Regions from separate parts of the Homo sapiens genome. Here all the other regions are linked to region 1. A link is an interaction called in ENCODE POLR2A ChIA-PET data of the cell type or tissue named here. Cell type or tissue: MCF 10A. All regions are shown on one strand. Region 1 overlaps LOC124905026 (a long non-coding RNA gene). Region 2 holds the start of LINC01679 (long intergenic non-protein coding RNA 1679). Region 3 has its middle 11 kb from the start of LINC01679.

Region 1 (2,500 bases):
GTGCTTTTAATTATCAGGCGCAGAGAGACCTTAAAATGAGACAGTGGTCACACCCTGCTCCCTGCTTTGAGCTGTGTGTTCATGTCTGGAAACTGCTTCCTGTTGCCACAAGTAGCTACGGATTAACCCAGTAATGCCCCACTGGACACCGTAACCCACACCCTATATCTTAACAACATACAGCCAATCACTCATCAATGCTATTTCTGTAAACTAATGAGAATTCCTGATAGAAAACTTGGTATCAGCCGACTCCCTGACCCCCACTTTCCTTTACAAGCCACGTGAACTGCTGCTCATCAGAGTGTAGATCCAGGGCAAATGGAATCTATTGCAATCCTCAAGCTTGGCCCAAATAAACTCTCCACTTAGATTAATTTTGCCTCCGCTTCTTTCTTTTAGGGAGACAATAGTGAGCCCCTAAAAGATGCATCCACCCAGAACCTATAAATGTGACTGAATTTGGAAAAAAGATCTGTGCAGATGTCATTAAGGACCTTCTGGTGAGGTCATCCTGAATTGGAGCGGGCCCGGATCCAATGACAGTGTTCTTAGAAGAGAGGGGGAGAAGATACACACAGGGAGGAGTCATGTGAAGATGGAGGCAGAGGCCACCTGGAGCCACCAGGAGCTGGAATAAGCAACGGGTTCTCCCTGGGAGGCCTCAGAGGAGGCGTGGTGCAGCTGCCACTGTGACTTTGGACTTCTGGCCCCAGCACTGTGAGAGGATAGGTTTTAAGCCAGGCGGTTTGTGGTGCTTGGTTATGGCAGCCCCAGGCACTCACGCACCTCTCCAGAGGTGCTGCTGCCCAGGGAGTGTTCTGCATGCTGCACCTGGCTTCCTGCTTTAAGCAGTAATTTGTGCATTGCTGCACATAAAGCCACCTCCCGCTTTTTAACAGCTGCCTGACACGAATCCCACTGTCTGGGTGTAGCATGATTTATTTCTCCAGACTCTTATCTGGGCATGTTGGAGCAGTTTCCAGCTTTTGACAACTTGCAGGTAAAGCTGTGTCAGTAGACTTGTGCATATGTTATTTAGCACTTGTGTGCACCTATCTGCAGAGCTGCTGGGTGTGTGCACTCTACGTTTCTATACCTATTTCAAAGAAGGCATCACAAGTTGCTCACACCAGTAATCGGTTAGGAGCCTCTCTCCTACTCCTCACTGACAGAGGGTTCTCATGCTTTTGTCTTTGGCTGTCGGATAGATTAAAAACAGTCTTACATTCTGATTTTAACTTGCATTCTTTCTTTTTTCCCATTAGTGTGTGTATCTTTCCATATGTTTAACAGCCTTCACATTTCTGTTTTGTGAACTGTTTTTGTACTTCGCCCATTTTCTATCACTTTGTTGGTCTTCATTGCATTGATTTCTAGAACTTCTTTATGTATGAACCAAATGAAGCTTTTCCTGTGCCTTGCATTGCAGATACTATTTCATTTCTCACCTGTCTTTGTTTATGGTGGTTGTGTTTTTCACCAGGCAAACATTTTTAACTTTATTATTATTTCTTTTAATCCATGTTTATGGCTTCTGAGTTTGTGTTCTATTTCAGAAGATCTTCTCCTTCTAAAACTAGTAAAGGAAATGGCTCTCTGTTTTCTTCTAGTATGTTTATGGTTTCCAACTTTATAAAAATATCTGCTGTAGCTGTAACATATGGAGGCCTTAGGGAATAAAGTAGAAATGCAATTTTATTTTTTTCTAGAAAACTATTTAGTTGTAATTCAGTTGGTGTCTTCTGAACAACTGGAATTCATCACACTGATAGGCAAAAATCACCTCTCCTATGTCCTAACTAGGTGGGTGTGTTTGGATCCATTTTTGGTTCCTCTGCCTAATTTCTTTGCTGTCCGACTAGGGGGTCCATGTCCCAACTACTGCAATTTTATAGGCTCTATGAATGTGAAGACCTATTTTAAGATATTTCCTAATATCAAACCATCTTCAAGTCTCCTAGGTCATGGCTTACAGTTTTTAGACAATTTAATTCACATTTTTGTGTTGGTGTTCATTCATAAGATTGGCTTATGATTTTCTTTCTGTGCTTGTCTCTTTGGGTTTTGGCATCATTCTTATGGTAGCTTCATAAAGAGAATTTAGAAATTTTCTTTCCTTATTTATGCTTTGCATCCATTTAAATATTATCTGTTCCTTAACAGTGTGGTGGAATGGCCTGTGAAACTATCCGGGCCTGGAGCCATTTGTAGCTTTGTTGTTGTATCAGTTACAGTCCTAGGCATCTATAGCTATGATCAGTGGTATAGCAGGTGTGTAGTGTAATAGGAGGGAACAAGACAATCAGGGAGTGTGATGCCTGTAAAGAATCTAAAAATGATAGTAAAACCAACTATTATTACCACATCTTGCCAATTCTAAACAGTCAGCAAGAGAATACACACCCTTTTAAGAGGACCGACCGCTGGCATATCATGGAAACACACCCTCCTTCCTCCCTAGCAAGGTGGCACAACTCCTGACCCTCTGCCAGTGCGC
Region 2 (2,500 bases), 51 kb before region 1:
TCCAGGAAATCATGGCAGGTGCACGCTGAGGTCACTTAGGCTGACCACAGCGAAGGTCAACGGCGGCCATCATAAATCAGTTTGCCCAGGACAGGCCCAGTGATGCCTGTGGTCCCAGTGCGTGTATTAACAACCTTCTCCTTTCTTCTCAAGGGGCTCAGATGGGTCGGTAGATTATACGGTCACCCTTGTCATGTCGGATTATGAACAAAATTTCAAGAGCTGCCTCCCTTCAACAAACCCACTGTGCAAAAACCCATCTTCCTAGTCAAGCAAATTAGGAAGAGATTATTCATTTTCCAAAAGACTTTTCCTTTGGCCAGGAAAGAACACCCTTAGTTTGCCAGAAAATCCTGCCAGCCGCCTCCCTGAGTGCATGGACTGCTAGATTCCGTTTTGTAAAATCGAGACAGCGGCTCAGGCGCACATGCAGTGCGTGGAGTGCAGAAGGCCTGGGTACTCCGGAAGCTTCCAGAGACAGCGTGGGGCGGCTGACGTGCGGGGAGACACAGACGTGGAGGACGCCACGGCCGCCTCGCCCCCAGGGCTCCCGGAGCGCGGCTGGCTGAGGAGCCAAGCAGATGGTGCTGCTGAGCGTTTCCTGCCTGGGCGGGAGGAGGTGGGGTTGCCGCCGGCGGGGCCTGTGACTGTGAGTGCGGCTCGCTGAGCAGCTGATGTGGGGGGTAGGGGGGGCGCGGATTACGCCATGTGTGACGGCAGAGGGGGGACAACGTGTCGAGAGACGTGGCCTTGGATGTAAGGAAGGGTCGTGAGAAAATACGCAGGAAGAGATACCCCGTGGACATGTTTCCCTTGGAAAGTGGAGGGAACCCTCTGAGCCGTGATTCCGCCTGAATTAAGCAGTGGCGGGCACTGGCCTGGCAGGCGGCTTCTACTGCCTTGGATTTGCACCTCTAAGGGGTCACAGGGGCCACCCCCGAAACAAGACAAAGTGTGATCATGGACAGGCCCTCGGGGGGCCGGAAGAAGGAACGGCTCCAGTGATGAAAGCTGAACGCCAGCTCTCTCCCCATCGTTCTCCCGGACCAGGAGAGGGCTGCTCGGCAGGGCTAGGTTTAAAAACCTTCCATGCAACTTACGAAGGCATCCACAGTGACTTCTGCTGCTGTGGTACGTTCTGCCCTCCCCTCCTCCCCGCCCCATCCTGTTCTCGGCTACAAGTTATTTATATGTACAGTGTCATCTGAACGTGCACGGGCCTATCCCAGGACATCACACACAAAGAGGCGGCGGTGAACCCAAGCCGCCGGGCCGGCCTGTGGCTCAGTGTGTGTTTCAGAAGTCCCGGCCCCAGGCAGCTCTCCTGAACAGAGCCACTGGAACTCAGGAGGGTCAGGACCACAGCCCAAACAACTGCGACCGAAAACACCCTACAGGGCTTGAGAACTAAAAAATAAGGAGGGATCTGGGCAGCCGAGCTGCCTCCTAAAGAAGCCACGTCATAGAGAAAACTGCTTGCTCTATCCATGAGACGGAGGCGGCCGGGGTGTCCTGCCAGCAGACACGGGTCTGTCCATCACCGGCCACCACGCTGCCTCTGTCCTTCACTCCCATTTAAGGGAAAACGATATCTCTTCATCTTTCTGCCCTGGACATTGGAAATCAGCGGTGAGAACAGTGCTCTTGCTACAAAATGCTCAGGTTCTAGAATGCTCCCATCTTTCCTTCCATTCCACATGGAGTTTATCCAAAGCACAAAGGCCAGTCACGGCACTGACATCCGTGGTGCCCGCTCACCGGGGAGTGGGAAGCACAAGCCTGTCCTCAGAGGACCGTGACTGTGAGCCCGCAGCTGCTTGTGGGTGGGGCCAGCCCGCAGCTCCTCCTGGAGGCCTCGGGCTTCTTGCTGCTGCATTTCTGTGACATGTGGAGGGAGGATCGTTTTGACACCTGCCTGGGAAGTTTCAAAGGAGATGGCCTCTGGGCAGGGGTTTTAAACTGAAGGGCACCACACAGATCCAGATGTGAACTGTGGCTGTTGTTTGCAATTGAAGCAGAGATGCAGAGGATGGAACAGGAGTGCTGGCCATGCTGCTCTATGGCCTTGGCCCAGCCAAGACCTGCAGTCAATGGGGCTACGGGACCCCCGCTACACAGGGACCTGGGAACCACCTTTGCCGCGGTTGACCGCTGGGCCCGCCATGCACCGCCCACACCTGGCTGTGCCTGGAGACTGAGAGCAGGGGGTGACGGTGGGCCTGGTGTGTGGAGTCCCGCAGCGGGAAGGGTGGGAGGGGAGGTGGGAGAGCGCAGTCACCCAGGGGTCCCCATGTGGGCTTGTACAGGCCTGGCCCAATCTGACAGCAACTGGGCAGGCAGAGCGAGCCCCCACTTTATGGGTGAGAAAACCGAGGCACGGAGAGGTGAATGCGCGTGGTATCAATGCCGCTAAGGCAGAAGTGAGGCGGAAAAGCCCGTCCTCGCGAGGGGCGGCCCTGTCTCCAGCTCCCAGGTACCTCCCGCTCATCTGCCCGAGGCT
Region 3 (2,500 bases), 62 kb before region 1:
TGCTCAGGAGCTTGGGTGGGCGGGGGCCGCAGGCCACTTCGCAAGGAGGCCAGATAGTCTCCTTTACCCCTTGCCCCAGGACAACGTCTCCTTTGCCCACTCCAACAGAGGGGATGGTCACTCTGAAGAGGTGACCGCAGAGTGCGGGCAGGGTGGCGGGGCGACAAGAGCCCCCATTGGAGCCAGAGGGTGACCTCTGCACATGCTGGTGGTCCTCCTGGGAGCTGGTGCAATTTGAGCCAAGTTTAAACCCCTGGAGTACTGGAGCATCCCTCTTGGGAAAAGCGGAGGGACCAGGAGTGAAACACTCAGCAACACTGGTGGTGGAGGGTCCCCCAGAGAGATGACCCCAGGCAGCAACTGTCAACCCCATCCCAGGCAGCAGCTGTCAACCCCATCCCCTGACTAGATTCACCCTGTGCTCAGAGCAGCCCAGTTGCCTTTTGGCAGCCTCCTCTGAACTAGAGCCGGATCCCAGGGCCAGCAGGCCTGTGAGGGGTCCCCAGCACAAGACAGGGACCACAGGAAGCCGAGGAAGACACACGCCTGCCTGGGGAAGAGGCACAGACCCTTCACTGTAAGAGCCCTGCCTCTGGGCACAGGAGGGCCAAGGTGAACTCAGGTTGCTGGAGCTGGAGCTTTCTCCTTTTGCCTGTATGCGGGGTGAGCCGCGGCTGCCTGGGTCATGGCCTCCTACAGATCCTAAGAACGGAGACTCCAGTGGGGTCCTCCATGGGGTGACAGAGAAGACACCACAAATGCCCGGCTCAGTTTGAATTTCAGACAAACAGCAAACACCTTTGTAGTCTGAACGCTTGGCCCGAGCAGGGGCCAGGTGGCCGGGCTGGAAGATGTGGCTGAGGGACTGGCCCCAGCAGACGGTCAGTGGGTCCTGAGCCTGGGTGGGGCAGGGTCAGGGGCCCCGCTAGTGGGGTGTGCTGGGCCAGGGGCTCCAAGGTCTGGTGCAGAGCCCTGTGGGCCCAGGCCTGAGGACGACGGAGCCCCAGGGTCCTGGCATCTCACGGGCATCAGTCCTTGGATACATCTCACAGGAACTTCGGATCTTCACTGAAAGCCCCTCCTCCCCCAACCACTTCCGTCCCCAGCAAACACCACCATTTGTCAAGGCTCTTAAACCTAATTGGAGCAAGTCTGGAGCTTGTCCCAGGCTGATGAGTGGCCAGGCCAGGACTTCAACTCTTGACCACGTGGGAGAGTTGACATGAAACCCAGGTTTCCAGCTCTGTCTGGAAAACTTGAAAATCCAGAAACGTTGACTTTTGCATTACTCTTATGCGGCCCCATTTCGTTTTTTCTTTGACTGAAGAGGGTGAGTGAGGAGGAGGGGGGCCCAGCACAGAGCAGAGCCGCCTCCCGCACAGCCTCCGTTCCTGTGGTTCACGTTGCTGGTGAGCAGGTGACCTGGGCGGTGGCCTGAGAAGCTGCCAGGTTTCTCAGTAAAGTGAGAACCAAATTCCAGGCCTGGTCCTGACCAAAACATGCGTCATGGCCAGAGACGTGTGCAAGCCCTGGCAGCTCTGTGGCTCCGGGCAGCACCACACCCGGCCGGCGACCGGGACGTGCCATTGGCTCATCCCACGGTGCGGCTCTGGGGCCGCTCTTTCTAGCCGTCAGGGGTCCCTTCTTTTTGGCTTCACCTGGCTCTGAGGGTTTGGTTTCCGCCTTTCAGAGGATGAAATTCAGCAGAGGTATTGCCATCTTCCTACCGATGCTCAGATAGACAAGGTGAAACAGGGAAGCGGGTGCCGAAGCCCCCGGGGGAGGCCCAGACACACTCATTCACCACAGGCTGCCCGCACTGTGGGTGTAAGCCCCACTGCTGTCATTCACCACAGGCTGCCCGCACTGTGGGTGTAAGCCCCACTGCTGTCATTCACCACAGGCTGCCCGCACTGTGGGGGTAAACACCACTGCTGTCCTCTGAGGGGTCCCTGCCAGACTCACCTCCAGCTGTCACCATGCCTCTCTGTCCTGGTTCCCTCCCCAGACCCCGTTCCCCAGAATGCTCTCTCCTCCTCCCCTTGTGCCCTGAATGATCCCCCAACCCCTCCCCACCTCCCGCCCTGGCTAGGCCTGGGTCTCTCTCATCTCCCGAGGTCTGGCCAGGGGGTCAGGGAGATGGGGCCTGGAGCTGCTGGCCCTGGTGTGGTTCCCTGGTGGGCCACACTGACCTTGTTGCCTGGTGGTGGGGACAGGCAGAGGTGCAGGAACAGCTCCCCAAGCCCTGAGACCCAGACCTCCAGCCCGGTGCAATAGATACCCACATGGCAGGGGGCGGAATGAATACGCAGAAACCTCTTCCCCTACCTCCACACCCAGAAGAATTCCCTTATTTTCTAATTCATAGACGCCAGCTATCTTCATAGTCCCTGAATTATTAAGTGGGTTGTAATGGCCTTTGTGTTTTATTCATTATGTTTCTTACGTGTAGTGAGCCTCACACACCCCATCTCAAGAAGTTGTTTGAGGGACGCTGATG

Evidence for each region. ChIA-PET counts read pairs that join two places held together with the same protein. Peaks named below come from ENCODE experiments on the same cell type or tissue, not always from the same donor. Only the 100,000 strongest peaks of a DNase experiment are listed, where the experiment ranks them.
Region 2: POLR2A ChIA-PET joins it to region 1 with 10 read pairs; 3 of 35 experiments call an interaction of 5 or more read pairs at or near these places.
Region 3: POLR2A ChIA-PET joins it to region 1 with 11 read pairs; 2 of 35 experiments call an interaction of 5 or more read pairs at or near these places.

The regions. Positions count from the first base shown.
Region 1 is chr21:43,309,780-43,312,279 of GRCh38, reverse strand. LOC124905026 (a long non-coding RNA gene) reads left to right here. Exons shown (of 2, transcript XR_007067887.1): 2 at 403-1,235. Among named protein-coding and RNA genes, the nearest start is that of LINC00322, 21 kb to the left of the region's middle. RefSeq lists enhancers at 245-745, 746-1,246. In MCF 10A, no CTCF peak of the experiment used is centred here; no DNase peak of the experiment used is centred here.
Region 2 is chr21:43,360,614-43,363,113 of GRCh38, reverse strand. It overlaps LINC01679 (long intergenic non-protein coding RNA 1679), which reads left to right and starts at 765. Exons shown (of 2, transcript NR_131902.1): 1 at 765-2,222. RefSeq lists a silencer at 526-675 and enhancers at 1,356-1,505, 2,289-2,500. In MCF 10A, no CTCF peak of the experiment used is centred here; a DNase peak (open chromatin) is centred at 1,213.
Region 3 is chr21:43,372,207-43,374,706 of GRCh38, reverse strand. No RefSeq gene overlaps it. Among named protein-coding and RNA genes, the nearest start is that of LINC01679, 11 kb to the right of the region's middle. RefSeq lists an enhancer at 915-1,415. In MCF 10A, no CTCF peak of the experiment used is centred here; a DNase peak (open chromatin) is centred at 1,476.